Regions from separate parts of the Homo sapiens genome. Here region 1 is linked to region 2. The links are chromatin loops, found by intact Hi-C in ENCODE. Cell type or tissue: dorsolateral prefrontal cortex. All regions are shown on one strand. Each heading gives the region's core, and the rest is flanking DNA. Links, peaks and the distances in the headings are about the cores only. Region 1 overlaps NTRK3 (neurotrophic receptor tyrosine kinase 3). Region 2 overlaps NTRK3 (neurotrophic receptor tyrosine kinase 3).

Evidence for each region. Peaks named below come from ENCODE experiments on the same cell type or tissue, not always from the same donor. Only the 100,000 strongest peaks of a DNase experiment are listed, where the experiment ranks them.
Region 1: it touches region 2 in a loop (2.6-fold over the local background); 1 of 110 quality-filtered maps calls a loop at or near these places.

Annotation. Positions count from the first base shown.
Region 1 is chr15:88,201,765-88,216,935 of GRCh38, forward strand. All of the region lies in intron 3 of NTRK3 (neurotrophic receptor tyrosine kinase 3), which reads right to left. Among named protein-coding and RNA genes, the nearest start is that of NTRK3-AS1, 43 kb to the right of the region's middle. In dorsolateral prefrontal cortex, for the core only: no CTCF peak of the experiment used is centred there; no DNase peak of the experiment used is centred there; H3K27ac peaks cover 2,531 bases.
Region 2 is chr15:88,115,123-88,130,293 of GRCh38, forward strand. NTRK3 (neurotrophic receptor tyrosine kinase 3) reads right to left here. Exons shown (of 20, transcript NM_001012338.3): 11 at 13,589-13,612; 12 at 12,040-12,104; 13 at 11,149-11,251. Among named protein-coding and RNA genes, the nearest start is that of NTRK3-AS1, 130 kb to the right of the region's middle. In dorsolateral prefrontal cortex, for the core only: no CTCF peak of the experiment used is centred there; no DNase peak of the experiment used is centred there; H3K27ac peaks cover 3,622 bases.

The sequences.
Region 1 (15,171 bases), core at 2,380-10,379, 86 kb after region 2:
ATGATGTTGGGCTTTTTCTTAATGGAAACTGCCTGTTTGCCAAGGAGCCCCTGTCCACTGGGTCTGCTCATAAGGGGTTCTTTTCACACCCCTGGAATAAATGCTTGCATAGGGCATACAGAGCTCTTCTTACTGATAACAACTTTATAAAATACATTTGAATGATGTTCCAAGTCACTCTCTCTTCTATTTCCTCCCTCATTTCTTTGTCATAGATGGTGCCCTTCCAACAGGTCTGGATTCCTAAAAAAAAAAGACTACATCAAGGCCTAAATGTGAAGATCTATTTTCCTCTGAAGAAGGTCAGGGTTCCACAGATTAGGACCCCCAAACAGCTGTTAATAGCCATTCTCCAGCTGACTACTGCTGGCCAAAACCTGCAGGAGCCTTCCTCCTGGTCTTCGTTTCTTGCCTTCCAGGTCTTCTCCTAGCTAATCCAATCCTAAGCGGGGAGGCACGAGGGGCTTTTTTCTCCACCAGCCTGTATCTCAGCAGCCTTGCTCAGGCTCTTTCAACTTCACTTCCGTTCGACATCTCCCCCACTTCACTGACTTTCTCTCCTGGCCTTTCCCTTCAATCATTCATCTCCACATTTGGGAGACAGGGCTCCTCTCCCAGCCAGCTGCTCTGTGCAGTGTGAAGTCATAGTTGGCAGCAACAGGCAGAATGCCCCATTCTCTAAAGCAGAAACCTCAAAGAACCCAAAAAGTGAGTCAGTGTTTCTGAAAGCTGTCCCGTGCTCAGCTGTGTGCTCCAGACAGTCATTTGGGGGAGTTATGGAGATACAGATGCCCTTTTGACTAAGCGACCCATTCATGTCCATCTTCAGGGTGTGGCCAGTTGGGCCCCAGACCTGTTCCTGTCCTAGGATTCCTCAGAGGCTGCCTGCAAGTTTCCATTCAAGCCCATCTCCTCACCATGACCTGTGCAGCTGCACAGAGTGCTGTCCTGGAGAGAAGGATGTTGCCAAGGAGAGCATCCACACCTGTGTGTCCAAAGGCTGAGTGTGACCCATGAGTCTTGTTTCCCACAAACGTGAGATCCCAGAACTAACAAGACCAAAGACCAGAAGATAAAGAAGGAAAACTAGCATTGCTGATTCCCTAGGAAGTAAAATGCCACTGGCCAGCAGGAGAATCTGGTTGGGCAGGGGCTGGATGAGACACTGCAAATCTTGCCAAGCAAACACTCTGTGTGTCCCACTGATGTCCCTCAGACCTTCCCACTTTTTGATGCTAGCTGGCTCCCAGTGGCCAGCACCTGCTTCTCTCTTCCTGAGAGCTTTCTCTGGAGTGGGCCAAGTGTCTGCAGGGCTTAATACCCCAGGAGCAGCCCTCCTAGCAATGATGGCGGACAAATATCCCAGATCCAGTTTCCCACAGTGATTGCTAGCTCGGTACACACTCTTCCTGACTTCCCATCTCAGTTCCCCATTCCCCTACCTAGAAGTCCTGAGATTACTTCCCACATAAATCACTTGCCCTTGAATATTTCTCTCAGGATCTGCTTCTAGGGATTCCCAAACTAAGACACCTTTTTGTCTACCAGCTGCTACACATGGGAACCCATGTGTGTCTTTCCAGCTCTGTCTCCTACCGCATGACTCAGACCCCAATAATCCACTTAAAAGAATAAAGAGTTGCACTGTTTGAGCTTTTACTGTGTGTCAGTCTCTGCATTTACCCCCCTAATCTCATTTCAATCCCATAACCACCCTAACGAACAGGTTTTATCATTCTTGTTTATAAATGAAAGGCACCAAGAGGTTGAGCGACCTTCTCAAACCTCACACGGCTAAAAGAGGTTGATTATTGGGTATGGATATACAGTTAGATGGAAGAAATAAGACCTAATGTTCAATAGATCAGTAGGGTGACTATAGTTCACATTAATCTATTGTACATTTCCAAATAGCGAGAAGAAAGTAATTCAAATGTTCCTAGAATAAAGAAAAGATAAATATTTAAGGTGATGGCTATCCCAATAACCCTGATTTGATCTTTACACATTATACGAATGTATTAGATTATCACATGTACCCCAAAATATGTATGTCTATTATGTATCAATAAAAATAATTTTTTTAAAAAAAAGCAAAGATAATTTTTTTAAATGTTACTTTAAGTTCAGGGATACATGTGCAGAATGTGCAGGTTTGTTACACGGGTATACATATGCCATGGTGGTTTGCTGCACCTATCAACCCATCATCTACATTTTAAGCCTCACATGCATTAGGTATTTGTCCTAACGCTCTCCCTCCCCTTTCTCCCCACCTGCCAACAGGCCCCAGTGTGTGATGTTCCTCTCCTTGTGTCCGTGTGTTCTCATTGTTCAACTCCCACTTATGAGTGAGAACATGTGGTGTCTGGTTTTCTGTTCTTGTGTTAGTCAAGCAAAGGTAATTTTTTAAGTGAAGTCCAGATACAAACTCTCTCCTCCATTGGATTCCGCAGCAGTTGCTCTTAATCCCAACAATCTAATGCCTTTCAGACACCTGCTCTCGCCAGTCTTGGGATTTCTCTCCTTCTGGCATACTCTCTCCCCTATTACCTTCTAACTTGAAAAATTAAAAAAAAGTCTTGCCTATTTCACAGAGTTCTTGAGATGATTCAACAAGCCACTGTCTATAAAAAAATCACAATTAACGATAACACATTATAGAAATGTAGGGAAGCCAGATTTTGATCACTTCTACTCCTACAATCAGCCATTTCTAATGCTGCTCACTCTACAAACTCTTCCTTTGATGCCCTGATCCTTGGCCAGGTTCTCCTTCCAGCCTTATCACAGTCTGTTTTGGGATCAGAGTTTTTGTGGGTGTATCTTTTCTCCCCTCAGAAAGGCCCTTTCCTTTGCACCCTGCTTGCACCCTAGGAGGTGTTAAAAATTCTTTCTGGATGAACTAATCAGTTACATAAAGGTGTGAGAATGGGAGCCCGCCCAAGCCACAGACTCTCATTCCATACATCCAGACCTGCTGGTGAAGGGAAGCGAGGCTGCAGTCACTGGACAAATATTCACTGGGGGCGTGCCACCTGCTGGGCACAGTCTCTGGCTCAGGCACATTCATCAGGTGTCACCTCTCAGCAGAGCAGGGCTACCTGAGTGGTGAGGTACAAGCCCCTCTCCCATTGGATCAAACTCAGTTGGATCAAACCACTTTGACAGGAGGTGAGGGAAAAGGAAAGGAATATGATGGGAAAGATGATGCGTTTCTGAGATTCTTGTTACAGTCTGGGCAATATCCCACATCAGTCCTGCCCTTCCTACCAGGAAAATCAGCATTCTCAGGAGTGCTGAGAAATTGGAGAGAAAGAAGAAAACAATCCAGGGCTGACAGTGACGTTCATAAAAAGTGATTTTCTCCCCCTGCTGCTAAGCTTAGCATGTGGTTCTGTATATGGTGGGAAGACGAGGGATCTGGATTCAGGGTTTAAAATGCATTTCAGCTGGAGCCTTGATGCCTTAGTGTCCGTGTGGGGTGAGAAACACAAGGGATGACAGACTTCCCTGGTTCAAGAGAGCATGGGGAAACCGCAAGCCAGAATGTGTCCACCGCCCAGACTGGCCTACGTGGGCCTCGGCTCTCAGACCCTCCCATCTCACCAGCCAGGCCTTTGAGGCCTCTCCTGCAAGCATCTCCCCAAGGTCCCACAGAGGTCCAAGAGCCCAGCATGGCAGCGATGCTTACGTGAAATCACACTTATTACATGATCTGCCACAGATCTCTTCCTAGGAGGCTACAAACTTCTACAGACATGAGCTCTGGTATATCATCCTAGGGATACAGGAAGCCAGCCAGCCACAGCCCTCTATTTCCTGAGCACTGAAAGGTAACCCAACTGCACACAGCCCGCTTCTGAACAAGGGCTATCCTAAGCCCCCAAAACGGTGACTCCAGGGTCAGCCCTCTCACCCCGGTTTGGCCCCTACTCGTTCTCCAGGCCCTGAATAAATAAAATGGCGGGCCTGACTACAAGAGAAGGCTCCTAAGGACTTTGGGGATGGGAAGGCACACAGGCTGAACAGAGTCTCCCATAACCCTGACCTACCTACTGTAGTCGAACCGGCCCCTAGGTGTGTACAGGGGACAAGGGCGTCCCCTGAATCCCTCATGCTCCCTCCTGCAGACCTGGAGTGTGCCTTATGAATGTGGACAGCTTAATGAAGAGGGGTCCAGTTGCAACAGCTGCCGACCTCATCTTCCGGGATCTGCTCAGCCGCCTTTTCTAATCCATTCCCCACAGCAGCTAGAGATGCCTTGGAAGACACTTATTAAAACTCTCCAGAGGCCGGGCGCGGTGGCTCACGCCTGTCATCCCAGCACTTTGGGAGGCCGAGGCGGGCGGATCACGAGGTCAGGAGATGGAGACCATCCTGGCTAACACGGTGAAACCCCGTCTCTACTAAAAATACAAAAAAAAAAAATTAGCCGGGCGAGGTGGCGGGCACCTGTAGTCCCAGCTACTCAAGAGGCTGAGGCAGGAGAATAGCGCGAACCCCGGGGGGCGGAGCCTGCAGTGAGCCGAGATCGCGCCACTGCACTCCAGCCTGGGCGACAGCGAGACTCCATCTCAAAAAAAAAAACCAAAAAACAAACAAAAAAACAGGCCGGGCGCGGTGGCTCACGCCTGTAATCCCAGCACTTTGGAAGGCCGAGGCGGGCGGATCACGAGGTCAGGAGATGGAGACCATCCTGGCTAACACGGTGAAACCCCGTCTCTACTAAAAATACAAAAAATTAGCCGGGCGCGGTGGCGGGCGCCTGTAGTCCCAGCTACTCAGGAGGCTGAGGCAGGAGAATGGCGCGAACCCGGGAGGCGGAGCTTGCAGTGAGCCGAGATTGCGCCACTGCACTCCGGCCTGGGCGACAGAGCAAGACTCCGTCTCGAAAAAAAAAAAAAAAAAAACAAACCTCTCCAGAAACCTCAAAGAGTCCTGGTTCTGAGGAGAAACCCACACTCCTTACAGTGGCCAGGCGGGCGGGGCCGGGTCTTTCCTGGCTCACAGCTCCTTTCCCTGCTCCCACCTCGGCCATAGCCCTGCAGCCACAGCCATCTGTCTCTGCATCGGAGGCCCCACGCAGGGCCTTTGTTAGTGTCTGCTGGTGCTTCTCCCTGAGACTGTCCCCAGACACACCATTGCCCCTGGTCAACTCCTTCAAGTCTCAGGGGAAATGTGCTTCCTCAGGGACCCCCAGGCCCAGGCTTGGTCAGCGCCCCAGGTCTACATTACCCAGAACCTTCTGTTCCTCCTTCAGGGAATTCACAGTCAAACTCGGAGTCACTGGCTTAGCGTCTAGCTCCGCCCCGACATTGTGGGTCCATCAGGGCCTGTTTTATTCCTGGCTGCATCCCCAGCCCTCGGGCCAGGAGCTCAATGGTATTTGTCAGGTTGCTTGACCCTAACAGGCTGGTTTCATGAGAAGGTGATTGCTGGGACTATTATATTACCTGCCTCCAGCGAGTCCCCAGGCACCTGCCTCCAGGATGGCACTGCGGGGATAGTTGTCCCATGAGCTGGGTGGTGGAACTGTCTTCAGTGCTGAGGCAGTCAGGACAACTGAGCTACCCACAGATGTCACTCTTTCCCCCCAACACCTTCTGACTTCCTGCCCAGAGCCCAAACACACCCTTACTACATCGTTTCTCAAACACAATCCCAATTCCTCCAAAAGCTTCTGTTAAATCTATCTGAAGAGTTCAAGATGAAATACACACAGCTGTCCTGTTGAAGCAGGTTATGTGCTATCACTGTGGCCTCATCCAGTCACAGAGACTCAGGTGGCAAAGCAGTATATTAGGGGGACAAGAGCTTTTTTCTCTGGAGAAGGATATCCTGCCTCTTCTTTGTCTTCTCAAAGGTTTAGTACCAACCATGCGACAGTACATGGCAGAGGCCTCTGCTGCAGGCAAAAGAAGCAGGTCCCCAGATAAGGCTATTTTCCCCAGATAAGCCAAGGCCCCTCCTGGCTTCCCGGAGCTATCATCAGCATCACCCTCAAACACAGCCTCAACAGACCAGGGCCAGATGTGCTCAGCTCATGGGAGATGGCAGAGATGCAATCAGATGTGCAAAGATTCTCAGCCCCTTCCTGGCTGCCTTTAAAAGCCACTGCTCCTGTGGACACAAGTCATCATATTCCATTTTAACTTGAACAACAGGTAACCTTGTGGATTCTGGGAGGCCAGCCTGCAGAAACTTCCTACGGTGTGTGGATCCCAAAGGCATGAGGCAAGTAAGGCTACTTGGTTTGCATCGATGTCACCCCACTCCCTGCAATGGGATCTGTTGCAGTCCTCTAGCCACTATGGCCACAACATCCCTCCAGCATGCCTGGATCATAACCAAGGAAGTGGCAATGTCAGAAACAGGAGACATCCCTTCCAAACAGCCCATCCCCAAGGCCTCCCAAACACTGGCACTCTGTGTGCCCAGGAAGGCTTCCATCTCTCAAAGTCCATTTCTTCCCTCCCACATCCCTCCCACACTCAAGGGGATCCTTCATCTCATCTGACTCCTGCTTGGTCTCCACCCCCTTTGGATGTCCCATTTTAGCTGGAGAAAGGGATATAAAATGATACCCCTCTAAAGGGAATCAAAATAGAGTGGACACAAAGGAAATAAGATTCACAGTGAGAAAGCAATTTGACATTTGCATGATGCTACATCACTGTGTCTCAGGCTATAAAGTGCATGCAAACCACCTGGGCATGTTGTTAAAATGCAAATTCTGACTCATAGGTCAGAATGAGGCGGGGTCTGAGATTCTGCATTTTTAACAAGCTCCCAGGATGGCTGAGGCTGCTAGTCCATAGAACACACTTTGAGTAGCAAGAGTGTGCCTGCACAATGCCTGGCCACAGAGTAGGCACTCACAGTGATTTGCTACGTTGAATTAAACTGCAGGAAGAGCTGGGTTTGATGGCAGGACTCATTAATAAACAGCAAGTGGTAAGCTGAAGCAGTCAAATAAACCAATGGTTCCCAGTGCTGGCTGCACATCAAAATCACCTAGGGAACCTTTTGAAAATGCCAATGCCTGGAGCCCACCCTCAGAGATTGCAATTTCATTGGTCTGCAGTAGAGTCTGAGTATTTTTTAAAGGTTCCTTAGGGGATCAAGTTAGAGGGCCAACGAATTCAACAAAACGATGTCATTGCCTGCAATGTGCCAAGCATCGTGCCCTGAGTGAGGCATTGGACATACAGAGTTGAGTGGGACCAGGTACTGCCCACAGCAAACTTGAAGACTAATAAGGGAAATAAATCTATGTGTAATTATAATGGAAAAACTACTATTAGGCATAAGTTCTATAAACTGGTTTGGGAATACAGATGAAGAAACAACTGATCCAAGATAGAGGAAATGAGAGGAAAAAGAAGACAGTGACGAAGAGGTAGTGATATATGCACCTTAATGGATGCATAGGAGTTTTCTAGACAGACAAGAGAAGCAGCTGCCCCAAACCTCTGTTCTTCCCCATTATTGGTCATGGGGAGATGATGTTTGGCCAGCTGTCGGGGTCCTAAATTCTAGGCAGCTGCCTACTGCCGCCATGGGTTGATAAGGAAGGTGTATGCACAAAGAACAAGGTTAATCCAATGTGTGTTCTGTTACCAGCTGGTGCTATTTGGAAGACCACATGGGAGTGGCTAGGATGCCCTATCAGTCAGAGACCAGTCAGGAAAACGGAATTCACATCCTATACTTGAGAGAGGAAATTTAATGGGGAAACGGGTGACATCTTGGAGTTGCTAAAAAGCCAAACAGGTAGCCACAAGGCAACACAGAGATAAGCAACAGCAGAAAGACCCCAGGCTGAAGGGATAAAAGGAGGAAGTGGTGCTGTGAAGCCCAGGGTCAGAGCCGTCTGGCAGGAGCCAGGAACAGCAGGGACTGCCCAGCAGAAGCTGCAAATACTAAGAAACACAACCATTGCTAAAGATGCAAAGACCACTACCCAGAGAGTGAGGCAGGGAGCTTGCCCTCTCTGTTCCTGACCACAGACTCAAACAGTGCCTTCCATTGGCCAAACCCAGCCCCCAGCCAGTTGGCAAAGGGTCCTGGGAGATGTAATTTCCAGGGGTCAGGCCTGAAGGGCAGGGAATGGATCTGGGCACTGACAGGTAAATGACAGACTCATTCTGGGCTTCTGGCAAAAGCAGGCTAAACATATCCCTCATCCCCTTCCCTACCTTCAAACTCTATCTTGCCAGCCAATGCAGTACAGACACTGTCCACATAGGATCTGGGGAGGCCACCCGGCAGGTCACATCCAGCTGTAAATACCCTCTTCTATGTGTCCTCATGGTGCTACACAAATAACAAATATTATCAATTTCTCTGTGTGCAATGATGTACAAGTGTTTATGAAGCACTGCCCCAAGAAAAAGCTAAGAAAGAGGGAATGAAGGGAGCCCACACCTAGGAAGAAATGTTTTTCTTGAATAGGGAGGGCCTCTCAAAGGGAGGCAGCCTCAGACCCCTCTAACTGTGCTGGCCTCCTGGAAGCACCAGGAGAGAAGCAATTCGAAGAGCAGCCCGATTCCAAAACAGAGAGCAATGACCTGATCTATCTTCCTCGCGGAAGCCTGAAGATGGAAGAAATTCTTAAAATGAAACCCAAAAAAGCCCTAGCCTCAGGTTTTCAAAGAAATAAAGGAATGCTACAGAATGTCCTGTATCTCAAGCAGTTGTTCCTCTGCAATTCCTCAATTGGTTTCTTGCCTTTGCACCATGATGGTTTGGAACTGAACAAACTGGCCAGAGGGAAAGCTCAGATGCAGGAACAACTCTCCCAGGTGGTGCCTGTGAAGATGATGCTGCTGGGTCTTCCCCAAGGGCAGGAGAGAGCGAACACCTGGAGCAACTTGCCCCTGGTTTTATTTAGAAATTCCTCTAAGTTTACAGAGTCTTTAGAGAAAGCAGAAGCCTTCTCTCATACAGCTCATATCACTGAGTTCTTCTGATTTATTTGTAAATGGATCATGAAAACTCGTCCTAAAAAGCTAACCAAAGAGCATAACTTCTGCGTCAACTTCCATCAGAGAGCGGGCTCCTGGGACAGCTGCCACCTTGGATGGAAGGCAGCTTTGGGAGAGACAAACAGAGCAGTGAGCAGGGAGGGAAACACCCTGCCTGTGACCCAGAGCAGTGAGATGTTCCACTGAGAGCCCAGCACACCATTTTCATTCAAGTGGCATTTATATACTCCACTCATTAAAAAAATTAATGCACTATTGTTTTAATTGAGGGCAAATTTACATAACATAAAATTAGCCATCTTAACATGTATAATTTAGTGGCATTTAATACACTCACAATGTCATGCAAACATCACTTCTATTTAGTGCCAAAGCATTGTCATCACCCCCCAAAAAATATCCTGTATCTATTGAGCAGTCACACTCCCCTTTCTTCCCTTTCCCCAGTCCCTGGCAACTATGGATTTATCAATTCTGGACATTTGATATAAATGGAATCATAAAATATGCACATGCATTTGTATCTGGCTTATTTCACTTAACACATTTTTGAGGTTAGGTTCATCCATGTTGTAGCATGTATCAAAATGTCACTCTTTTATGGCTGAATAATAGGCCGTTATAGAGATAGACCACATGTTTATTCATTCATCAGATGATGGACATTTTGGAGTGTTTCCACCTTTTGGCTATTTTAAATAGTGCCACTACAGCCATTCATGTTTATGTTTTTTGTTGAAATATCTACTTTCAATTATTTTGGGTATACACCCAGAAGAATTGTCCATTTTTAAAGGATTTGAGAGAAGATGTAATATAAAATAGCATAATTAGGAATGTAAGCAAAATAGACTTATTAAAAGGGAACAAAGGAGTATGTGTTAACAGGAGTCCAAGGTGAACTAGTTCTCACAATCAGGCACTGAATGTGGCCACAGGTTTCCTGGCAGCTAAGGTGAAAAGGGAAACAAATCAAGTCACTACAAGTCAGCTGTAGAGATAAACATGTTTTCCCTGACACTAGATCCAGAAAAGAACCTGTAGCATAGATCCTTCTATAAAAGATTGTGTGTGACATTGCAGAGGACATGTTCTTATATTTCTACAAGAGACAGAAATGTTCTTCAAATGAGTGGTTTTGTTTTTTCTTTTCTAATCAACTCTATATGGCTCATGAACACATTTAAACTGTAATTCAATAAACCCAATTTTGTAGAATAAAGCAAATACAGCCCAGATACATTGCTTTCTAAATACCCAATTTATTACATGAATCAAATGTGAAGAATCCAAAGAAATAAAGGTGGAAGCATCCATTTAAAGTCTCTAACAGGCCGGGCACGGTGGCTCACACCTGTAATCCCAGCACTTTGGGAGGCCGAGGTGGGCACATCACGAGGTCAGGAGATCGAGACCATCCTGGCTAACACGGTGAAACCCCGTCTCTATTAAAAATACAAAAAAAATTAGCTGGGCATGGTGGCAGGCGCCTGTAGTCCCAGCTACTTGGGAGGCTGAGGCAGGAGAATGGAGTGAACCTGGGAGGCGGAGCTTGCAGTGAGCCGAGATCGCGCCACTGCACTCCAGCCTGGGTGACAGAGTGAGACTCCATCTCAAAAAATAAAAATAAAATAAAAAGTCTCTAACAGTTCATTTCTTCAGCATGTCTCTGAATTCTTTAACACGTGCCCATAGTGCAGACATTTTATGCTGGTGGTCAAAGTGATGGCCCTTAGCTTACATATGAGGCAAGGTGTGTAAAGGGTAAAGCTGCCATTTAGCTGTGGATGTTCACAAGACACTTCTCTGTTGATGGACCTCGTTCCTACCCAAAAATACAGTAACTGAGACTTGCACTTGGCTGACCTCTGACCCTCCCTTCTCCCAGCTCCTCCTACCTCTCCAACCTGGTAGATACTTCATGGAAGCTGTTTTGGCTGCTGCATCACACACACACACACACACACACACACACACACACACACACACACACACACACACACACATCCCAGGCCCCCATGGCCAGCAGTATGTCCCACTCTGTGGCTGCCATTGGCAGAGCAAAAATCCATCAGACATCCAAAGAAGACCCATGCCTGAAGGGGAAATGTCAGGGCCCCCACACTGAGTGGAGTCCAACTCCATCCTCACCCTATACTGAGTCAGAAACAGCCCCAGGAAAGCTGGTCACTGCACCGATGCCCACGCTGAGACATTGCAGGGCTGTGGGGTCCCATCGCCTGGGCACCTGACGCCAACAGCCCATGCAGAATGGCCCCGTATGTGTGAGGTTTAAGCCATAGTAAAAATGTGCTTCTTTCTATGCCTGACTGAGACTAGCACAAATGTCTTTCTGGTGTGGATTTTCTTGCATGGAACATTTATTGACAGCTGCTCCCTGGAGTCATGGTCTCACTTCCTGTCATCCTTAGGCAGCCGTCTGATGTTGGGGTGAGCCATCATTCCCGTTTCACACATGAGGAAACAGAGGCCCACCAGGATTGAGTAACTTGCTCAAAGCCCCCCAGCTGTTAGGTTCACAGCTCTTCTCCACTGGAGGAAACTCTACTTTTAAAGGTGTCTGGGTTCTCCCACTTTCTATCCTTGCAGCCTGAATAAAATAAAGGCGGGACAAGGACAATGAAAGAGGAACAGGGGGACAAGCTGCCCACACGTGTCCACTTGAGATGCTGTGAGGGTGTGCCCACAGCCCCTCTCTAGGAACAGTGGAGACTAAGGCCCAGACAGACAGACAGACAGACAGACAAGGCAGCTCGGCCTCACTCTGGGGTACGAGGAGAGCTCTGTGGTTCAGAAGCGGGAGTGTAGATGGACTTCAAATAATAATCACAAACACGCAGTGTTTTCTATGTGCTGGGCACTATTTTACATGCTCTGCCTTCATTAACTTATTACGGCCCTCACACAGTCCTGCGAGGTAAATGCTAATACTATCACCATTTTACAAAGAAGAAACCGAGGCACAGAGGAGTCAAGTCACTTACCTAAGGTCACACAGCTTAAGTAAGATTTGAAACGAGGCGGCCAAGTGCAGTGGCTCACACCTGTAATCCCAGCACTTTGGGAGGATAAGGCGGGTGGATCACCTGAGGTCAGGAGTTCGAGACCAGCCTGACAAACATTGTGAAACCCCGTCTCTACTAAAAATACAAAATTAGCCAGGCGTGGTGGCACATGTCTGTAGTCCCAGCTACTCAGGAGGCTGAGGCAGGATAACTGCTTGAACCTGGGAGGTGGAGGTTGCAGCAAGCCAAGATCATGCCACTGCACTCCAACCTGGGAGACAGAATGAGACTCTGTCTCAAAAAAGAAAAAAAAAACAAAAGAAATGAGGCCGTATGCCAGGATCTACGTGCTTAGCCACTGTAGAGTTTCCCGGGGCTCCCATAACAAAGTATCACAAACTGTGTGGCTTAAAACAAATGAAATTGTCTCACAGTCCTGGAGGCTGGAAGTCAGAAATCAAGGTGTCAGCAGGGCCATGCTCCCTCGAATGGCTGTAGAAGAGAATCCTCTCTTGCCTCTTCCTAGTTTCCAGGGGTTACTATCAATCCTTAACATTCCTTGGCTCATAGCTGCATCACTCCAATCTCTACTCCATCTTCACAAGGCCTTCCTCCCTCTGCGTGTGGCTGGGTCCACATGTCGAATTCTTATAAGAACACCAGTCACTGGGTTTAGGGCCCCTCTTAATGCTATATAACCTCATCTTAAGGAATTATGTCTGCAAAGACCCTATTTCCAACACAGCCACATTCTGAGCTGCAGAGTAGACATGAGCTTTACAAGGACACTACTGAACCTGGAACAGCCACTGGGCTGTACTGCTTCTTGAAGGGGAGGTCACTAGGGCTAGGACCATTTGAGCCAGGAAAAAATAAAGCAGAAAAAAAAAAAAAAACAGAGAGAATAAGGACAAAAAAAATGTGCCCCCAAATGAACACTCTTCCTATTTCCCAAGCAAGATGCAACCTCTCTGGAACGCCTTCCCATACGAGCCCAGCTTTGTCTGAATTTACCATTTTGTCCCATAACCGGCTGGGCACACATCTGCCCCTCCACTAGGAGGTGAGCCCCTGAAGTGCAGGGCTGTCGGGGCTCATCTTCATGCCCCAGTGCCTAGAGCAGTGGCTGGCAGGTGACAGGTGTTCAGCAAAGGGATGGGGAACTCATGACTTTCTGGGCCTTGCCCTGCTCCCCACTCCTCTGCCCGGTTTCCTCCCACATGAGGAAGTTGACAGCCCCAGGAAGATTCAGTGATTTGCTCAAAGCCCCTATAGGCCCATAGCCCTTCTTGGTCAGAGAAAGGTATCTGGGTTCCCTCACCTCCTACCCTATGTGTCTGGCACACCATAAGCACTGTGGGTTTGCCGTCTAGCATTTAGGCCCAGGAAGTAACTCCAAAATTTGGCAATGGCAATTCATCAGAGGAAAAACATCCCGGTTTGTTCACGGCTTCCTTGACAAATCCCAGTTCAAACGGAGCATCACGCTTGGGGGTTGGAGAAGGAAAGCAGCTGTCACCCGGGATGGACCTAAGCAGCATGCCCAGCTCCAGGGCAAACACGGCCCCCCACTGCCCCACCTGGCCCCAATAACTGTCTCCCTCGTGCAGATATTCACTCTGCGTGTAGGCATTCATTCCAGCGTTACATCTCCGTTGACGCAGAGCTCCCCGTGGCTCCCCTGAAACGTTCCGTGCTAGACACTGTGTCCTGCGATGCCAGGAGGGAGCCACTGAGAGAGAAATCAAAAGCATCAACAGGCAGCTCAGGGGAGCCAGGCTGGGGCTGGGAGGAAAGCTGGGGGAAGAGGCCCAAAGAATTCTAGAATGAGAGATCCAGAAATAGAGGGTCTAATGCTAGCAACACAATTGCATAACAAAGAGGGGCAAACTGCAAATTAAATGCAAAATTGGTCACCTCTGGTGAGAGAATTGCAAGTCCATTCTCTTGAGGGAGAGAATTGACACTGGGCAAAGCAGTACCAGGGTAACATCTATATATACTTTTAAAATATGGAACCACAGGAAGTTTCATATGCAAAGAATATGAAATTGAAAAATGCAAACATGAATGCAAAGATTTATAACTCTCTGTGCTGTTCTTTCCCTGGATCTAGGCTCCCCAGGTTCTCCCTGGAAAAAAACAATTCTGAAATTTGAACCCAGGCAGCTTGATTTGAGAGGGTCTCTGCTTTTAAACTCTATCCTATGCTGTCCCATTATAATTGGAGAAAGCAATTCTCACATTCATTAGGTTGTCATAAGACTTGAACAAAAAGATGTTCACAAAGCACCCAGTACAGTGTCTGGCCCAAGGTCATGGCTAGGGGATCTTAGTGCCCCCACTCAATAGTGCTCCCATTTAAGCCAGGATTAAATAAGGGGTGAGAGCGAGTTGTTATGTTGTAGCTCACTGGGGCAGGGAGGACAGGAGCAGTTGATCACTGACCTCAGAGGGACAGCCACTAGGATATCAAGTTTGGTCTGCATTAGGAAGGACTGTCTCCCGAAATCAGATGGAATATCTTGCCCCGGAGGCTCAGCATCCTGGCCATCCTGGGTACTGAAAAACTACACAGCAGCCCTAGGTACTTCTCCTGGCTCAGAAAGAGCTCACCCCTGTGGGCCTGGAGCTTGAGAAGGAGGGAAACTTAGCTACAGAATAAAATGTACTCAAATAGCTCTCCCTGGGGCTGACCAGCCCAGCCACGTGCTGGTCATGGCAGGGAGGCGATTCTGCACGACCCCAAATTAGCAGTGAGACCATCCCTTTTGGCAAAGGGCACACAGGAATGGCCAGTGGGAGAGCTGTCTCTGGATCCAAGTGGAGCAGCTGGAACTTCCTCCTGCCACCCAGCCATCCTTCCTAGAACAGGCCTCCATGAGGCACATCCCCTGTGGTGGGTCAAGATGGTGATGGTGACTGCCTGGGGAATGGTTATCACTCCTCTTAGGGGAGCCCAGCATCATCACAAATGCATGTCCTCCTCCCATGGCAAGAGCTCCAGAACTTATTATCCACCCTTCTCTTGAGGAACTGATCTCACCCTTCCTTGCTACAGTTGACTGTGGAATAGCCTCAGGCCCTACTTGTCTTAATCTGCAAGTCCCATTAGGATAAGAACTATATTTGGTGGTGACCCCAAAGTACCAGGG
Region 2 (15,171 bases), core at 3,011-11,010:
CTTTCCAGAAAGGCTACCCCATTCTACACACTGGGCAACAGCAAACAGTGTCCATTTTCCCAAGCTCTTGGATGGCCCCTGATTTCTGATAGCGCTTCTCCTCAGAAGGCAGCAAGCAGCACACACAGCTCCCTCAGGTTGGCATGCCCCTTGCAAAGCAGGCACAAAGCAGCGGGCTGGTGCTATGGCAGCCATTTTCACACATAATGGCTCATAACAGTACTCAAATCCTGCCTGCTTCCCCTAGAGCCCAGGCCAACAACAGGGTGCCCCTCTGCACCTCCTTCAACTGGTCCAAGGCTAACCCACTGAACTCCATTTATTTGGAAGGATTCACTTTTGAAAGGCAGTTCCTGGAACCACCCGGACGCCCTCCTTGGGGCTTCATGTCAAGGCCTGCTGGCAGATAGACAGATGCTGGCATTCTTCTGCCCCTGCCTGGGAACAGGTTTGCAGGGCTGCTCCAGCACAGAGGCCCCTTTGAATTCAAGATGCCTGTCAGGTAGAGAGGCTCGGCATTTCCAGGACTTATCAGTCCTGGAAACTGCTCTGGTCTTCTGCCAACTATGCAACTCTTATTCTGCAGTAAATTGGAGGGCAGGGCAGGCTTTCAGTGTGAATACCAACCGCCAGAGCAGCAAGACTGGGAAGAATGGGATTCCAGCCACCACCTAGGGCAGTGTCTCTGAGGCCGGCGGGCAGCCCGGGCAGCCCACCAACTTAACCCATGGGGCTTCCTCCGCCCACCGACAGACCCACTCCGAGCCACTCCGGGGCCTGCCAGCACAAGCTTTTCCGGTTTTTTATAGCCCTCAACATTTCATTCCAGATCAGGGGTGGGAGGGAGAGCAAACAGGATAAAGAAGTTTCTAAGGAAAGAGAGGAATGACTGTCACAGCAGCTCAAGGAGCTCTGAGCTGGGAATGCTGGCTACCCACTGCCTGCTAGCCTCTCTGAGCTTCTGCCCAGACTCCTTCAGTGGGGGCAACAGTGTTGATTGACCTGACAGTTTACTGAAATCAACTGGGGCAGCAGACCTTACAAGTCCCGTCATGTGGAAAGAGGTGGCAGTTTGGTTTCGAACCAAGGAAGCCACTATAGAAACAGTTTTAGGAAAGAAGAGAGGCATATTTACCCAAAGAGGATAGAACTGAAATGCCTTACAAGTAGTGGTTATAGAGGCCCGGTGTGGTGGCTCATGCCTATAATCCCAGCACTTTGGGAGGCCCAGATGGGTGCATCACCTCAGGTCAGGAGTTCGAGATCAGCCTGGCCAACATGGTGAAACCCCGTATCTACTAAAAGTACAAAAATTTAAAAAAAAAAAAATGGTGGTTATAGTTTGTAATCTTATAGTCACAAAATCCCAGCCTATAGACCTTTGAGGTAGGTTCATTTTGCAACTGGCACTCAGGAAAAAACAAAAAGCAGAGAGGTGATCTAAGTTCCCAGGTCGCAGGCCTGAAGTATTTACCAGTAACTTTACCCCTTATTACTTAAAGCATGGTCCACAGAGCAGCATTGTCTGGGACCTTGTAACAAATGTTGACTCGCAGCCTTCCCCAGACCTATTGAACCAGAATCCACATTTTTAACAAGATCCCCAGAATCTTCCAATATTCACTTGCATGTTCAAGTTTGAGAAGTACCGTTCATGTTATCAGCCATTGTCTCTCTACAGATATAGGATGGTGGTTCCTAAACCCCAGCAATCATTCAGGATCACTCAGAGAAATTGCTTGTACCCCAATCACCCCAAGTTTGATTCAGTGGGTATGGGGTAAACCCTAGGCAACTGCACATCGAACAAGCTCCCAGCATTATCAGATGAGCTGGTCTGCAGACTACATAAATGACTTGGAGAGCCAGTGAAATATGCGGACGTCTATTGGATTGAGACCATTGTTCCTCAACCTTAGCTGCACATAGAAATCACCAGAGGAAGTAAAAAAGAACACCCACCCCTGAATTAAGTGACCTGGAGTGTGGCCTAGGTTTGGGAAGTTATATAATCTTATCAGATGTTTAGAATGTGCAGCTAAGATTGAGAACCAACAATTTAGAATAAACTCATTTAAAATCTAGTTTTGATACTTACCAGGTACATGACCTTGAGTGATTTAACCATTCTGAGCAGTTTTCTCATCTTTAAAGTGGGAATAATAGCCACCTATGAAGTCTCTATATTTGAAGATATATTAGATGTCTGGCACACAGTAGGTACTCAATGAATGTTTGATGCCTGTCACTCTCTTCCCCTACTATGATTAGAAGTGAAAAACCAACTGATATTCTTGTCTTTCGCCCAAATCCCAGCTTCTCTCTAAAAGGAAGTACAGAAATACCTGTTTCATCACCATTCAGGATAGACAAAGGAGCTAGGATCTTAAGCCATGATGGATTTTGTATTCAGGAAGCAGAGCTAGCTTCGTGGACCTGTGACCTGACTCTGTGCTCAAAAGAACCTTAGCTTGGAATTTAATGCTGTGCTGTAGCTGTCTGGAAATTCTAATCTTTTTTGAACATTTTTCACTGGGCCACACAAATTAGGTAGCCGATCCCATTAGGGAGGAAGCCAGCAGCATGTTTCCCTCTGGCTTGTGGTAACAGAGTTCATCCAAGAGAAAACAATAAAGAAGCAGGCACCAGAGTTACTTGGTTGGTCTCTCTCTAAGTATGCTGGGATAGTGAGGAAGAGAGACAGGGAGTGTTATTAACCCTTCTGAGTGCAAGGGCCAGAGATAGACCAGCCTCAGGCTTCTGCTTCCTTCCCTGGAACAGGTGGCAGACACACCTGCTTGCTGGAAGCACAGCTGGCTGAAGGATGCTATTCCTCCACCTGCAGTGCACTCCTCTCTACTCCCCTGCCCAGCTTATCCTCCATGAGGAACCACAGCACAAAGGGCAGTGGGTGTCAAGGAGCTGGGGCCGGGGATTTGCAGCCGTTGGCTTGGTGGCTGCTGTTTTCAGCATGTGGTTTTTCTTCCCTAGTCCAAAAACATGTTTTCTGGTTAGCAGTTGTTTTGATCTCTCTGTTTTGCTGTCTTTGGTTTCCAGGGCTGCTCTTTGGCCATCCTAAAGCCCTCTGCAGAGTTCACAGGAGAATGAGCTGCATAAACGCGGGTCTTGGGTACTGCAGCCACATGACAGCTTCTCATTAGCCAAAGCCTATCATCATGCCTCTTCCGCGCAAGTGAAAGCTTCCAAGACCCAGAGGAGAATATGCAGAGAGAGAAAGAATGTTCCATGAGAAGAGAGGAGGGGGTCTGTTGGAGCAGTTTCCACAACTTGACTTTACAGGGGGTAAAAAACATTTGGAACAAAGAAGGATGCTAGAAAGTCAAAGCTGGCAACCCCAGCCCCTCTTGGTTTTCCATCCTGTACCATGATACTGTAGGATAACTGGATCAGTGAGGAAGTATGTCACCATGATTTTTGGTGAAAAATAAATTACTAAAGTTTGTGACTTTTTAAAAGCCAAAAATCAGTTTGAATTTACTATTATTCTTAGCTTTTAAAATCTCATTTACTAACTCATCTTCTGTTATAGTTTCCTAAGGTGTAAAATTACTGTGAGAGCCAGCACTTTTGGGAAAGCCCGGTGACATCCACAGTAGGGCATAAGGCATGTGATCTCACCTGTCACATGAGTAGCAAGGGACAAGAGGTGCAGAATGTCTAAACTGGGTAAGGTATCGCGGGGCTGTTAACCCTGTGGGAGCCATTTGCAACAACACGAGTCAGTAAGCACTGTGCTCTGCTGCCAACACTCAATGAATCTGAGATGCCATCACTTCGGCTATAGAGCCAAGCATAGTGGTCATCCTTGGCCCTGCTGAACAGGATAGAGAGGCCTGCCAAGAAGAGCCAGCTAGCAGGTAGCCACAGAGGAAAAATATTTTGCATCAGCCTCTATTTCAAGGGAATTCCCTTTGAATAGGAGAGTCGATGCAAGGGAACAGTTGGTTCCCTGGAGTCTTCAGAGCAAGTTCAGCCTCCACACGACCAATGGTGACCGTGTAGGGACTTCTATGATGATTCACTGCACCCCTGCAAAGCTCCCACAAAGGACAGGGCAGCAAAAGCATGCCAGAAAAACACACATGGCTTTACAGCCTTCTCAAAGCTCCAAGCACCACATTCTAGAACTCAGTCATCAAGTGGGGTGGGCCTTTGTCTGCAGTCAGAGCCTCCCATTGAAGTTCAAAGCAGAGAAGGAGACGCAGAAGACCCCTGGCTTCTATAAATTTATGTCCTGCCTGTGGATCTGCTACAAACCTAACCTCTTTAATTTAGAATTTGTCAAATACTAGGCATTTTTGAGGAAGCGGGGTGGTTGGAAGGTCTGTCAAATGTCAGAAAAGAGAGGGAGGGCATGCAAACATTTGTTAGGAGAATACGAGGACCCTGGGATCACAACACAGGAAAGAAGCCAGAAACCACTCTCAACATTATGTTCAAAGAGTCATCTTACACCAGGAATCCCAAGTACAGGATCATGGCAAGGGCCAAAGGTACCCTCCTCCCTTGCACATGTCAATTCAGAGGAGGAAATAGAAAAAGAAGTCAAGAAGGAAGAAAACGAGGAGGAGCAAAGAATGGACACATCTTGGGAAGCCAGGAAACCCAATTCCTTTACCCAGTTTCATTTCCGCCTTGCACTGCTCTTGGTTCCCGACCCCCTGCTAAATGTAGTCAAATAAGTGTATTGTGCAGGGTGAAAGAAACTATTTTACTCAACAATACCAATAGTGCTTTCATCCATGGTCCCAGCCCCCTTTCAGTCACCTCGGATATCTCCTATCACACACCACACTTCCAGTACCAATTCCCCTGCTCTGCACACATGGCTAAGACATAGGGACACTCTGTTCCAGCTGAGAAAGAAATGCCAACCTACAGCATCAAAACTCAGGAGTCCTAGATCCCTCCCACCCCTACCTCCCTCCACCTGGAAGAAACCCTTCTCAGTCCAATGCCCCAAGGTTAGGAGAGAAGGCAGAAATGACTCCTTCCCAACTCTAATCATTCCCTTAGACAACCGGTGAAACCAGAAGGATAACAAGAATGTTCAATGTGGCAGCAGCCCCTGAGATCTTTTGGCAGGAGCCAGTCCCTCCAAATCAAGACTCTGGCAGGATTCTACAATCCACTCAGAGGACAGTTACCATCTGTTTATGGAAAAAAATGTTAATAACCCCCAATCATAATCAAATAGGCAACCACTTTACTTTAAGTACCTATTAACTAACGCTAATTTACAATGGAACAGTCCTGCAAGTGCTCATCCGCAGGCCCATCAGAGGCACCAGCACACATCCAGCCATTAGGAAGAAAGGCAAGTGGTTGCTGATGAGGCACTTAAGGCATTGCCGGAAGCCCAAGCAGCAGTTCTTGATGCCCTTCCTTCCCGGCCTTCCCACTTCCGCTGTCCTGCCACGCGTGCAGTCTCTAGCATGTCTGAAAATAAATGAAGGAAGTTCTTGGAGCCTACTCCTCCATCAGCTCCTATCTTTCCCCAAGGCCAGGAGTGCCCCAGGTTGGAAAAAGTGGATTAATAAGAGAATTTTCGAAAGCCCCATTTAAGTGGCACAGCATTCAAAGTTAATTAATCAGAGCCTTGGAGGGATTGAGCTGATGTATTCATAATCCAGCTTCATTTCCCTGACCCTCCCAGGTTCTCTGCACAAGTCAAGTATGTGGAAAAGCAGGGCCAGAAGGCTCTCGCTAGCTGTGTGCTCTGGCACATCACTGCATCTCTCTGGGTCTCAGTTTCCTTAGCTGTACAATGGGCACATTAGCCTAATAAGCCTAAGGTCTGTTTCAGCTCTGATAAACTATTATTCTGTTTTCTTCATGGGAGTAAGAGGAAGCCAAGAAGTATGAAGTAATTCTCACAGTATCTCTGATCTAGAAGTATTTAAAGATACTTATGAGGTGGTCAAGAGGAAAAGAGGCCAAATAATGTATGTATTTTTTTTACAGACTGCAAAAGATCCACACACTTGCTTCTTTTTCTATTAAATAATTATGATGCTCACCTTATACTTTCTATTAAATAATTTTGATGCTCACCTTATATGAAAACTACAGAGCAAGTTTTATTATTGTTCAGACACACTAACACCTATTGCCTGGTTATTGTTCTAATGACGACGTGAAATGATGATGGTGCACTATGGATGTGGACAGTGTGCAGCCAAGACAAAGGAGTCAGGGCATTTGTGTTGCTGTGGAAAGAGGTTGGAGCTAAAACTCAGCCAAACCAAAGCAAGTCACTTCCTTGTCTGGGCCTCGGTTTCTTCACCTGGAAATACGGATACAGGAGAGCCCAGCCAGATCACTGTCATGATCTTTTAATGCCTAATTTAACAATATTTTATGAGAATGAATTTGTCCTAAATTCTGAACCATCTCACTTCCAGGCCCAGGATGCAAGGGTACACTCTAGTTAGTTGTTAAAATGCTGAAATATTTTTATATGTTTCTGTAGCTGCAGTAAATAGCCCATGCCCTGAACCCCACAAGTACACACCTCCCAACCACCCTGGCCACCCCATGATCTGACAATCAAAGAGTTAATGTCTAGCACAGTGGGGACCTCCAGGGCCCTGCTCCAGCAGGAGGGCTGGCTGATAGGGCAGTGCCCAGGACATGCCAAATACTTCACAAATCACCCCTGCCACTCTGAAGCATTAGACTTCATCAATAGCAAAAAGAAACCCCCACTGTACACTTAGCACCATCTTAAAACCTTTGTGATTCCAAAAGAAGATGAGCTTGTGTCCCAAGGTGACCCCTTCCCCAAGCCAAAATTTTGATCAACATGGCAGTTGGAGGGCTCTGAGACAAAGCATGTTCGGTTTGTTTCTAGGAGATCTGGTTAATATATTCATCTCCCATAAAATGGGCACCCATTGGAATTCCTACACATACCGACAGAGAGAGATCTCCAACATATGACAAGGAAATAAAGCAAGATGCAAGTTACTCAGAGTATAAGCATGAATATAAATTAAAACACTCACAGAGTAATGCATTTTGTAAGTATACTGATATATATGCATGTCTGTGTGTCTACATATGGATATACAGAGACATATGCATATATGTGTACATATACATATAGGTAGAAGTATGAAAATGAACTGTTTACCAGCCTTAGCCACTCATCTTTCATGTAGTAGAGGTGGTTGCTAATTTGGCAGTCTGGGAGGTGTGAGTTTATCTGGGAGACAGCCATGAGGGGAGAGACAGCTGACAGAGACACACAGAGACAGAGATACAGGGAAAGAAGCTTCAGTCAGTGAACTGGAGGATGCTGAACTTAGGCTAGTGGCTGCCTATGGAGATGGGGATGGGAATAGGACCAGGGGGATGACTAAAGGGGTTTTAGTTTTAGTCATATTTTATATCTTCCCAAACTAAAGCAGTAAATGCAAATATAAGACAAAACAGTAAGTCATTTATTCTAGGTGGAGGGAATATGGGTGTTTGTTATATTAATCTTTGTCTTTTTCTGTATTTTTTTTATTTCTCAGAAGGAAGTAAAGCTCCTATTAGTAGGCCCTCCCTATCGATACACCTGGCCCTCAGATGTGGATGGGGAATTGTTTATGAGTTTTCCCTATCATCATCTCTCTACTTCCCACTGCCCAGACATCTCAGATCTCCCAATTAACTCTAACTAGCCCATTGTTAATTTATAAGCTGTACTTTTTTTATTATTAAAATTAAAGTCATTCATTTCTAAATTCAACAAGCAATTGTCAAATGTTGCGTGGTGTTTTCAGGCATACTAGGCTGAGTGATCTGTGATTTCTGCCATAGGTCGCTCCTGGTCAAGTAGGACAGACATATGGTCTACCAGCAAAGAAATGACAATGTACTGGGATTAGCGTATAATAAAGGCATTTTACTAAATATTGTGCAGGACAAAAGAGGGCATGATTGCGTCTTGGATGGGCAGCCCTTTTTGGAAGGCAATAAAAGGAACCTATGAAGGTTTATACATAAAGAAAAGAAGGGAGAAATGTTCCCATGGAGCCTTTTTATATGCCAGTTACACATAGATCTTGACACTCACAGCAACCCAGTGAGGGAGGTAGTATTATTACCATTCTGGAGTTGAGGAAACAGAGGCACTGAGAAGGTAGTAACTTTGCTGAAGCCAATGAGCAATTAAGTGGTATCGTACATTCTCACCCAGACTTGAAAATTCAAAACTGAGACTGGGGTGGATGTGAAGAGACAAGGCTTTCCCTAAGTAAAAGGTAGGGAACTTCTGGTACCGGTGTCATCACTCTTTATCCAAGACTGTGATGCTCGCTGGCAATAAAAGATCAAAGGTTAATGCAGCTTGAGGCATTTGCTTATGTCAAAGAAAAGAGTCAAACTCGGTAAAATAATTGAAGAGATTTATTCCGAGCCAAATATGAGTGACCAATGGCCTGTGACACAGCCCTCAGGAGATCCTTAGAACATGTGCCTAAGGTGGCTGGGCCACAACTTGGTTTTATGCAGTTTAGGGAGACATAAGGCATCAATCAATACATGTAAGATGTACATTAGTTCCGACCAGAAAGGCAGGACAACTGGAAGCAGGGGCTTCCAAGTCATAGGCATATTCAAAGATTTTCTGATTGGCAATTGGTTGAAAGAGTTATTTTCAATAGGAAGGTTCAATAAGAGGTTATGGAGACCAAGGTTTTATGATGCAGATGAAGCCTCCAGGTAGCAGGCATCAGACAGAATAGATTGCAAATGTTTCTCATCAGACTTAACGAGTCTATTCTATCAGTAATTCCAAAAAGAAGGAGGGTTTAATGAGGCATGTATGGCTCCCTGCTTCCCATCATGGTCTGAACTAGTTTTTCAGGTTAACTTTGGGATGCCCTTGTTGAGAAGAGGGATGCATTCGGATGGTTGGGGGGCTTAGAATTTTATTTTTGTTTTGCACTTATTTATCCTAAAGTGAGACCCAAACATAATCTGGCTTCATAAAGATGAAAGAGATTCAGGCTTAATTCTAAACAAGGTGAGTCTTAGATACACCATCTCATCTTGCCTATAACTCCAGTATAACTTACTTTAAGTTGCCCGACTTTACAATAGAGGATATTTCACTTCCACCTACGTGGACATGTTCTCCTGACCCAACCAGGGCCAAGAAAGGAAGGTCTGCCTGGGAGAGGGGAGCAGGGGCTGGGAGAAGCTCTGAGGACAGCTGAGGGGAGGAACCACCCTGGGTGCTGCCTAATCCATCCGACATGGGGACATGCTGTTCCAGAAACAGGATGACAATTAATAGGAAAAATCTGCTCTTACAGCACTGCCAAGCATGTCGCAGGGTCTCAGCTGGTGGTGCGCCTCCTCAGGGGAAGAGCAACAATGCCCCATTCTTCCCTTTGGTCAAGGCCCTGATGTTTTCTCAGGTGGAAGGAGGAAGAGCTATAAAAGCTCCCTGCATGGTAGGAAAACTTTGCACAGGCAATAATAGTGCCAGTCCTCAAAACCAGGAGCCCAAGAATTATCCAAAGATTGAAAGCTGTGCGCTCACTCAGTGGTCGTCTCATCTTCTAGATCTAGAAAGCCTTGTTTGGCATGTTGTGTTTGCAGATAAGACATCTCCAATCTAGGTGCCTAAAAGTGGTCTGATTTTGTTTAAGTCATCTGGATTCCAGCCAAACTTCCATCCACCTTTATAATTTGCCTGCACATGTCTTTCTCTTGGTCAAAATATCTCAGATGACTTAAGAAAAACTAGCTTGCTTTGCTGTGAGTTGATCAGGTTCATCAAGAGCAGAGAGTGCAAAGGCAGAAATCTTCTGGAAACAGGGCACCCTGTACCCATTTTTTGTTTGTTGTTTGTTTTTGAGACAGGGTCTTTCTTTGTTGCCCAGACCGGAATGCAGTGGTGTGATGACAGCTCACTGCAGCCTTGACCTCCTGTGCTCAATCAATCTTCCCACCTCAGCCTCCTGAGTAGCTGGGTTTACAGGGTTTTCTACCCTTCTAATCCTCTCTGGGTATTTCCCTATATATCAGTGTTCTGAATTTTCAAGGAGTTACAGAGGTTTCTGAGAATATAGCGAAAGCTATGGACTAGTTCGGTTCCATGCGCAAACACTCCAACATTTGCATACAACTCAGAGGATCACCGTCCCTGTGAATGCCATTCATGTACTCTTCTTCAGTCCCTAAGCCCCAAGGTCCCCAACCACAGACACAAGCTCATGCAGAGAATCCATAGAAATTCATCTCTCTACACATCCCATAGTCTCACCAGATAACACCAACCTGAGTCCTGGCTCAGCAAACTGATAACTTATCAAACCTCGTATCATGCCTCCCTACCCACCCCCACCCAACATCGCCAAACATGGAAACCCCAGCTGGGAGTATATCTTGAAATTCAAGTTTCTGTTTTGGAACTGGTACCCAGCCTCTCTTGAACCATTTGGTCACATCCATCTCTGAGACCAGGCAGGTGGATGCTAATTCACCATGTTAACCCCTTTCATGCCAGTCCCCTTACCCGAGCCTTGGCAAAGAGCCATATCCCACCACCCCACCCTGCCACAGTGGAGTGGAGCACTGTATGTCATGGAAGCCAGCCAGCAGATTTAGAAATCATGTTGCTCTTGGCATCCACTCTGGGACTCTGTGTAGAGCTACGTGCTGAGATCCCATTGCATGGGCAGCTTTTCAATGCCGGAGTCTACCCTACATCTTGCTGTGCTGACGCCTTCCCAACACAACTTCAAAAACAAGAGGAAAACCGTGTCCTCAAACTAGGAGTCCCTTTACTCACCCGTAATGAAAATAAACCAAAGTCCGTCTTCATTTGCCCTGAAATCCAACTTCCTTTCCAAATTATCCTCATTGCATAAGCCCTTCTAAGCAATGTTTATCAGCAGTCAAAGCAAAACCATGTGGATCTACAGTTTGGTTCCCACAGATCCCAACACTGCCTTCAATCCATAATTACCAAGAACAAGCGGCAAACAGGAGTTTCCATCAGTACCAGTTAGACCCCATGACCGGAGGCCCTCTCAGAGAGCAATGGGAGATTAAAACAGTATCTTTTGATCAAAAGCAGTAATGTTTCCCCCCATGACGCCCTTGAAAATGAAACTCCCACCTTACCCTTCATTCCAAATTTGGACCGTCGACCATATTTGTTGATCATGACGAAGAGAACCACCAACAGGACACAGGCAAAAGCAGCAAGTCCAACTGCTATGGATACCTGTGAGGAACCAGAAACAGAGAGTCAGCAACAATCACAGAAAACCCAATTTCCTTGAAAATAATGTGTGTGCCCAGATAAGAACAGTCCTACTGCCATAGTAATTGTAGCCTTCTCAGAACTGCAATACTGAGTAAGGTCTTTAGAAGAAGAAATATATGAGACCCTTAGAACATTTAAAAGTATATAAATTACCCAATTTGATTAGAGAAAGTTCCACGATTCAATGTTCTGAGCCCCTTCTCACCTGGGGCCATTCTAACAGATGCAAAAACAAGCCTAGAGAGGCGTCTGATTTTGTTTTAATTAGCAAGTGAATTCTGCATCTTCATGTTAAAATTCCTTATATAACATTCTTATCCAGGAAAGTCGAAAAGATCTGGATTCTAAAAAGAATCCTTTCTCCTCCTCCCCAGAGTAATCTTAGGCTCTGAAATAGTAGGAGTGGGCGCTTGAAAACACACCCAAGGAGATGCCTTGAGCAACTTGGCCTTTTGTAGGAAACTTGTACAGTTAGCAGCCCCTGCAAATCAGGCCCAGCTGGGCTCCTAACAGACTGGGGATTTTCTGAACCCTAGGGCTTGGAGCAGATCGTCAAACATTTCCTCAAACAATGAACTATTTCCATCCAACAAGGAAGGTTTAAACTGCCTGAACGTAGTTCAATTCATTACTTTTTTTTTTCAAAGTTTCAAGTAAGATAATATTTGGAAAAGTTAGCAACACAAATGAAGTCTGAAAATGACTATGCCAGTCAACACACTCCTCTTGACCAAGAAGTGACTCACCCCAAAAGTGTCTTCTTCTGGTTTGTGGGTCACAGTGATAGGAGGTGTGGGACTCACTTCGTCAACTGAAAACCAAACACAAAAAGGAGGAGGACAGTTAGCTTCCCGGCTGGGGAGGCTCAGCCACAGTCCCTGCCCAACTCCCAAGCTCCCTTGAGACTTCCCCCTGCAGAACATCCTCTGAAAGCCAGGCTCTTGCAGTCTGCCTTCCCCAGGCTTTGCAGGACCCCCCACCCCCACAGACCAGGTTCCTATCTGACCATCTGGCTGGTGTTACAGTTCAAGCACAGGCTCCATAGGAATAAAGGACATTCAGTCCCATTCCCTGCCCCAACCCCAGAGAAAATAACATAACCTGGGCAACTTGGGCCATGAGCTATAGAACAGAAAAAAAGAAACATGGTTTGGGATCCTGGCCAGGGTCTGGATTAGGCAAATGTTACTGGTGGTGGCAGCTGTTGCTGACATTCTGCTACTCCTTGCCACAGGCATTCCTTTTCCTCTCCCTGCCTTTCCTGTGCCCTCCCTCTTTCCTTCTTTACTCCTCAGTGAGATCCAGGAGGCCTGGGGATCCATCAATCAGCCCACTATCCATTCCCCTAACACTGATTTCAGAACACAAGGGCAGCTTAAGTTAAAAAAATAGAACCATCTGACCGGGAAACACCACCTTTACCCAGCAAGGCCAGGATGGGAAGCTAAGTATCAATTTTCCCCTCACTCCACCATCTAGAATCACCTCCTTGACAAGAAATGGCCCCAATTCAGAATTCTCTGAAGGAATATTCTGCAAGATTACAAGTCCTCTAAGGCTGAAGACAACTAAAGAAATCACAGATATTGACATCAGTGCCAGAAAGCCGAGGGTGTTTCTAAACAGCACCTATTATCTCAAGCCAGACACGAGGCAAAAATGGCAGCAGTTGCTGCTATTATTCCCACCTCCCATGGAGAAAAAAAAGAAAAAGGAATAAACACAGGTTTCCCTACAGTCCATAAACAAAACCCCAAATTCTTTTAGGATTGTCTAGCCCTAGCCCCAAATCACTTATAAACTGAGCCTCAATAATTCCTTCTGAGGACACATGAGCCTATCAGGAAACCTTGTAAGTCAAGCTCTCATGAGGCGAGTCCTGGCCAAGTGCTCAGGCTCCTGAAGCAGGTGAGAAACACTAGCAGGTTTATAGGTTCCATATTCTCTCTGCAAGAACAACTAAGATGATCAATAGGGGTCTATTGAGGCACATGAAACCCATGTCCATCCTCACACAGCCCCTCTTTATCCAGGTAAAGAGATCCACAACATCATCAGACATTAGAAAACTCCCTGGGGGATAGTGAACCACAGAGTGATTACCCAAGAAAAGTGGGCTTGGAACTGCCTAAAAAGCATTGCTACCCTTCATTTCCCTTTCACAGTTCACTCAGATGCCCTCAGCTGCCATGGGCCAGGGATGATGTGGAATAGGAGAGAGGGCTATTTGAATTCAATAGTTACCGATAGTATCAGAATAAATCAGTTTCAAAGCAACAGGTAAAGCAGACTTACACAAGATAAAGTTATCCGTGCTCTCTGCAAAAAAAGGACAAAGAGATAATTAACAAATTTAATAAAAACCAGAACAGACACACTACTTGGTCCTAATAGCTATGATCTCTCCCATTCACCATGATTCCCTGTTCTCATGGCAACTGACAAACTAAAATGCATGGCACATCACCCGTCTCCCCATGCTACACTACCAGTTTAGGGGGTGGTCCTCCAAATGGAGAAGGAATGAGAGATAAAGTTCCTGGTTTCAAGGGAGGTGGCCCATCTAGGAACGAGAAACCAAACCAGGTTCATTATGAGATGATAGGGAATTAAAACTAGACCCTCTGTCTCATTCACAGCTCTGCTTTCTTAAGGACCCAAAGTGCTGGGAATGGGGCGACAGGGTGGGCTCCCCTAGACATTCTTTGAAAATGCCAGGTATGATCTCAAGATAAACTTATTCAAAGTAATATGCAGAGTTGATTCTAGCAGGTCACTGAGAAGTTCTTGAGAATCCCTCTAGAATCTGCCCGTCCTGCAGATGGTAACATGTTATTTGATCTTTGGTCTCTAGAAATAGCTCAACTAATAATGAAAGCTAATCCTTATTGCACATTGATTATAAGCGAGGGATGGTGTTAAATGCTTCATGTAGCACATCACTCAATCCTTATTACCATTCTAAGAGGTGGTAGCATTATCCCCACTTAACAGATAAGGAAACAGGCTTATACAGATTAAGTAACTAATTGGATGTCACTCATTTAAGAAGAAATTAGAGCTGAATTCAAATCTCCGTCCAGGCTCTTGCCCACTCTACCAGAAATGCTCAAACTTTAGCACACAACAGAAGCACCCAGATGGTGATTGCTACCAACATCCAATAAAAGGAGTGAGGATTCCTTGGAGAAATGGATGATTTCAGGGCCGGACCAGGGAAAGTACAACATGTGCCTGGAATGGCTTGTAATACTAAAAAGTAAGAAAGTGCTCAAAGATTAATGGAGGCCTGGAGACAGGGCACAGGAGCCAATGTACAGGGGATCTCAATAGCCAAATGTAGGATCATTTAAGCAACAAAACAATGATAGTCCTGGATTGTTATGGATTAGGATTATGTAGTCCCAAAATCCATATACAGAAACTGTAACCCCTAGTACTTCAGAATGTGACTATCTGGAGAAAAGGTCTTTAAAGATGTATTAAAGTTAAAATAAGGCCATTAGGGTGAGTCCTAATCAAATATGGTTGATGTCCTTATAAGAGGAAATTTGAACGTCAACACACACGCACAGAGGGAAAATCACATGACAACACAAAGAGAACACTGCCATCTGCAAGCCAAGCAGACAGGCCTCAGGAGAAACCATCCCTGCCAACACCTTTATCTCAGGCTTCCAGCCTCCAGAATTGTGAGGAAATAAATTTCTGTTGTTTAAGCCACCCAGTCTATGGTATTTCACTGCTGTGACATTCCTAGCAAACGAATACATGAATTACCAGCCATAGAACAAAATAAATATCCATGAGTCCATATTGATACAAATAAACAATTCAATAAATAAAAGGTGGAAGAATGAAATGCTCTTCCTTACAAG